2 separate regions of the Homo sapiens genome follow, and region 1 is linked to region 2. Evidence: chromatin contacts called from ENCODE Hi-C or POLR2A ChIA-PET data. All regions are on one chromosome and are shown on one strand. The core of a region is the stretch at or near the end of the contact, and the rest is flanking DNA. Distances in the headings are between cores, read along the strand shown. Region 1 has its middle 620 kb from the start of NLGN4Y-AS1. Region 2 holds the start of NLGN4Y (neuroligin 4 Y-linked).

What was found. Hi-C counts contacts between places; a loop is a spot of excess contacts on that map. ChIA-PET counts read pairs that join two places held with the same protein, here RNA polymerase II (POLR2A). Pooled maps may share reads with other maps.
Region 1: a loop to region 2 is called in a map of endothelial cell of umbilical vein, with 8 times the contacts of the local background. The contact joins the enhancer-like site here to the promoter of NLGN4Y in region 2. A Hi-C loop is called at or near these places in 1 of 168 maps with a recorded cell type or tissue (endothelial cell of umbilical vein), 2 of 37 single-sample maps with no recorded cell type and 2 of 50 pooled maps. POLR2A ChIA-PET finds 5 or more read pairs at or near these places in 1 of 52 experiments (activated T-cell).

The regions. Positions count from the first base shown.
Region 1 is chrY:15,423,414-15,426,113 of GRCh38, reverse strand. No RefSeq gene overlaps it. Among named protein-coding and RNA genes, the nearest start is that of NLGN4Y-AS1, 620 kb to the right of the region's middle. Within about 2 kb of position 1,338, at least 4 of the 41 ENCODE cell types and tissues checked have a DNase peak (open chromatin) inside an H3K27ac peak, as active enhancers do.
Region 2 is chrY:14,523,242-14,525,941 of GRCh38, reverse strand. NLGN4Y (neuroligin 4 Y-linked) reads right to left here and starts at 1,413. Exons shown (of 7, transcript NM_001365588.1): 1 at 1,234-1,413.

The DNA of each region.
Region 1 (2,700 bases), core at 89-2,588, 900 kb before region 2:
GCTCATGCTGGGAGCTGTAGACTGGAGTTCTTCCTATTCGGCCATCTTCTCCCACTTTATTTTTAATAGTTGAGTTCTGAACTATTTCAGCCACAAATGTTGGTCCATTTTCTGATCTTATAGTTAGAGGCAGTCCAAATCTGGGAATAATGTCTCTTAACAACAACTTGGTCACTTCTAGTGCCTTCACTGTCCAGGTGAGGAAAGCCTCGACTTATCCTGAAAAGGTGCAAATGAACACCAACAGGTACTGATAGCCCCCTTTCAGGGCAATTCTGTGAAATCCATCAGCAGTTTTTCACAGGGCCTGGCTTCTGTTTCCTGAACTCCTGGGGCCAAGTAGGTCCTTGTTTTGGATTATTTCAGGCACAGGATAGACGTTGTTTGCAGACAGCACGCATGATGGCAGAGAGCTGTGACACATAGAAATGTCAACCTATCAAAGTCTCTAGGATCATGCTTCTAATGTGTGTTCTTTGGTGGAACTATTTTACAAATCTGGGGCTATTGTCTCTGGGGCAGCTAGCCTCCCATCAGAGAACAGCCACCGTTCACTTTTAATATATTTCCCTGTTTCCTGACCAAACCAAAACTTTTCATCTAGAGTGTAGCTTGGGATCTCTGGGAGGGGAATCTCCAGGAGGAGAGGCATAGCTAAGTCTTTCTCTTTAGAACGTGGAGTTGTCATTGAAGCTTTCTTTGCCCTGTCTGCCTTTCTATTTTCTTTGGCCTTTAGTGTTCTTGCTTTTTGGTGCCCCTTTCAGTGCATCACTGCCACCTCTTTTGGGTCCCATACGGCATTTAAGAGCTGTAGAATTTCTTCCTTGTACTTTATTTCTTAGTTCCAGCTGTTAAAAATCTTTTATAACACTGGCTGATGCTTTTATCTCCATGTTGGAGCACCTCTGAGCTTTTTATATTGGTTGCCTTTTCTTTTACCATCATTTAGCCTTTGCAGAAGTACTTCTTGGCACTTTGTAGGTGTTGAAGCTGGACTGCATCATCTGGGTCCTAGTGGGGGTCCCCTTGTCCTCTTAAGAGACATGAGCATAACATTGGCATGGTCAGAACTGAGATGGCCTGACTTTTTGAAACTTTCACAACTTCCCGAGCTCTGATTTCTCCTTCTCAAGTGAGACTAGGAGCATGTATCTGTTTGAATTTAGCTCCTTAGGGGCAGTTAGCCTTGGTAAAGGGGGGTAGATTGGAATGTAGGGAGGAGGGGTCTCTGTTCCCTCCTATAGTTCTTGCAAAGCCGGTTTTCTCTTTCTTGAGACTTTTCTTTTGTCTCCGTAGCTTCCAGGGCAGCTGATTTTTACTTTCACTTTTGGCTCTGCGTGCTACAAGCCTCTGTGACTTTCCCTTTAACTCTGTAGTTGCCAGTGCAGCTGATTTCTCTCAACGTGAGCTGCGAGCATTCTACAATAAGCTGCTAGGCAATGCTGCATTCATTTAGCCATGAGTCTATATGAAGACTAGGTCTGAATGCCCTGGCTATCCTCCAACCCTAGTCACCACCTTAAAACACGACCAATTTCTCTGTAGTGCCTTCAGCCAGCCATCTGACATTGAAAGAAGGCTAGTCTAATTCACAGTATATCCTTAACTTTGGAACATCCAGTCTTATCCTATAATTATCTCTAAACGCTTTTTCAAAATTCTTTATCATGCACTCCAAAGGAGTTGGTTTTGACACTTGCTCTCCCATTTTCTCTCTTGCATCGCACTTTCACTGTCACTTTTACTCTCTGGTCCATCAGACCGGGTCCTATTATGGGAGTTTCAGATGCTGCTTAGCCAGGAACATGCATTCTCCTGTTAGAGCCTGCTGTGGCTGCAGATCTGGTCCTATCACCTGTATGCAATGTCCTAGGTCTGATTTTCCCACACTCACCTCAGAGCACACAGCCTGTGCTAAAGGACTTGTGCCTCCCCACATCATTGCCAATGTTGGCCTCTCCTGAGACCATCTCTTTAACATACTTTCACACACCTCCCCTGCCCCAGGACTCCTCACTGGGTGAAACAAGTCTCTTCTGTCCTGGTTGACTGCAGTTAGACTCCCACATTCACACAAATACACACACCACTCCTACCGCAGGACTCCTCATCAGACTAAATGAGCCTCTTTTGTGTCCTGGGCAGGTTCACATGCACCCACACACTCCCAGTTGGAGTAGCAAGCTACTCTTGCCACCCTGACAGCAAGCTCTGCCTTGCTGCACTTGCCACTCTATCGGCCCATTTTCTCCTTTTTTTCAGTTCCAATGAACCACTTTCATTTTGTTAGTGGGGACATGAGGTTCATCCAAGTTGGCAGGCCATTCCTGCTGTCCCCAGATGCTCTAGCTTTGATTAATTGTCAGTCCCCAACAGGTGATCAGGCTCCCCTTTGTCCCTATGGGATGGGCTTTGCTGCCTTGGGCTCTTACTCCTTACCATGGTTTATGAAGTGCTGGTATCATCCTGCAGCTCCATCCCTGGTTCCATTACACTAGTGGCCAGGGCACTGGGATCAGGGGAGAGCTGGTTTCCATCTGGGTGAAGCTCCCTCATGGCATGCCTTGGATGCTGGGTTTCCCCTGGCCCTGGGGCTCTAGTCCCACAGGCAAAGGAGACAGTAAATCTCCAATCCTGGATGAGCTCCCAGAAATGTGATGGTATTGGTAAGTAATCAGAGAGACCGATGGGGTTCAGGAG
Region 2 (2,700 bases), core at 164-2,663:
AAACTGGCAATTCCGGCTTCGTGGGGATAATGAAGTCTCCCTAAACTTCTTATTTTGTTTATTTTTCCTTTTCTTTGCTTTTGCCTCCCTCACATCACAGGAGCGACTGATTCTGAAATGGAAGCTTATGCACACCACCCCACTTTTAAGAAAATATAATGCAACGCGGTCTTATGTAAACCCTACGGGCAATGGATGCCTTCAAAAAGCATAAGATTGGAGTACACAGAGAAAAAAACATCCCCCACTCCCCACACACAAAAAAAATGAACAATAGAAAAATAAAATAAAATAATAAAATAAAAATAATATAAGCCATACTACCACCTTGTGGATTCAGCTCGCAAGGACGTCACCTGCTTAGTTTCAAAACCCCTACCCAACCCCCACCCCAAATTTCTTAATTTGGGTCCAAATGGTAAATCTGGATCCTCCGTCCTTGCTCCGGGCAGTCTCGCCCAAGCCCTGGGCTGAATTCGTGACTTGGGGGCCCAGTGCCCCAGCTAGCTGCAAGCTCGGGCACATCACCAGGCCCAAAATCCCGCCGCCACCTCCTAGTACCCTTCCACGCTGCCTCCTACACCGCCTTCCCCTGCATCCCCGAGATAGCAGCCGCACATACATGAAAAGAGGCCCACACCTGCGGTAAGGTGTGGAAGAAGCCAGAGAAAAGGAAACCGGGAAAAAAAAAGAAAAAAAGAAAAAGCCTTCTCAAGAAGGGGAGGGGTATGATGCGTAGGACATCCTCCGGGTTCACCTCGTTTTCCGAGCGAGACATTTGTTCCCAGGGTGGTCCTAGGCAGGCCTCTGGGGTGCAAGGGTTGCCCTGACGCCCCCGCTCCCGCTCCCGCTCCTCCGGGTACAAAGGGCCCTGTGTCTGGCGGCGACTAGGCTCCAGAACTGTACGCCTGGGCCCGGATTTGCGCGCGGCACGGGGCCTAGATACCGGGGGCGCAAAGCTCGCGACTCGGCTCACTAGACCCCCGCCGAGGGACCCCAACCTACCGGTTCTCCGAGGGGCGAAAGAGCCAGGTCAGGCTGGGAGGCAAGGGGAGGAAAGGGCGTCCAGGAGACCGCCTGAAGGATGAGAGTGTCCCTGGGGTAGATCGGCCTCCTGGAAAACCGCAGGCAGAGAGCGCCACCGCGGAGTGGAAGGCGCAGGCCGGAACCTGAACCTCTTGTCCCACAGCAAGCCCCCAACCCACTCGTCATCTGCAGCCCAGTGGCACCTACCTCCCTCTCCCCACGCCATCCCGGCCCGCGCTTCCGCAGGTCAAGCCAAGCCGCTTCAGGCGCGGGTTGGGTTGCCCCAGCCGTGGCAGTGGGGAGGGGACGGGGCTGAAGTTCACTCTCTCCCTGCTTCGTCTCACAGCCCCTAGCTCACCCGCCACCGTCTCTGCCGCCTCCGACTGTGCTCTTGGCTGATCTTCGCTTTCAGTTCCGCCTAGGGGAGTGGGAGGGAACGGAGCCGAGCTGCGCGGGAATTGGGAGGTGGGAAGCGGGGGAGAAGAGACCAGATGAAATCGGCCCGGGTCAGCAGAGAGCCTTGAGATGGGATGGTGCGGGAGGAAGGAGCGGGTGGTGGTTGCCTTTTCTAGGGCTGTGGGGATGGTGTGCCTATTGGAACGGATTCCTCAGACCCCTCCCCCATCCCTACCTTAGGGACTGGCAGACCCGCAGGCTTAACACTCCTCCGAACCCCCGATGGGAGAAGGGGTGTTCTTAGTGGGCACCGACTAGGGCTCCGGATCACCTGATACCTAGACCAGGGCTCCGGGCGCCTGTCTTTTCGGCTTCCAACTTTTCCGCTCCTCCGGAAAAGCGGGCAGTTCAGAGATGGTGCCGAGGGTGGCAGCGGCAAACCGCCCTGCACCCCCATCTAAGGTCCAGGCCACACTCAAAGGCTTCCGAAGAAGCAAAACCACCAGCTCTACCCCACTTTTGCGGCTTGCCTCACCACTCCCACCCACGTCGTAACCCACACACACGGGAAAGGGGTGCATGGATACCGCTCCCGAGTTTGGAGGAGCAGCACGGAGCTACAGTCATTTCATCTTCACGCGGGGTTTCCAGCGCGCCCCGATCTTTCTCCAGCCCAACCAAGCCATGCCAGGTCTAATCAATCACTTGGATTATTTCGTGCATCCCCCAAGCCTTATCTTATCCGAGGCCAGGAGATGAAGGAAGGGAAAAAAAAATCTCATAATGCAACCCCAACCAAGCTTTATTTCCCCTTTTCTCTCTGGTTAATGGCACCAACCCCCAACCCCAGCCTCCCAAAAGAAGCACCCCAGGCAGTGGTGGTTTTCTTAAAGAAGACGAGGGCTTTGGAGTGGGGAGAAAAGAGAAGAAAAGCCTTCCATGCTCACAGTTTGCAGAAGTCCTCCTGCTTTCGCCATCTCCAGCCCTGGCCTTTTCCCTCCTTTTCCCCTGTACTGCATGTATGTGTGTGTGTGTACATATATATATGTGTGTGTGTATGTGTACACTCACAAACTCACACATACGCATATATATGTCTGTGTGTATATATATATATATTTTTCCCCTCCTTTCCCCGCCACAGTCTTCCTTTAATTTGTATGGAAGGCAGCGCTACTTTTTAAACACACCGCACATGGCCCCAGAGCTGTTCAAACAGCTGATTGCAGCAAAATGCTTCCAAACAACATTGGTGGTCTGCATTTTTATTTTTAAGTG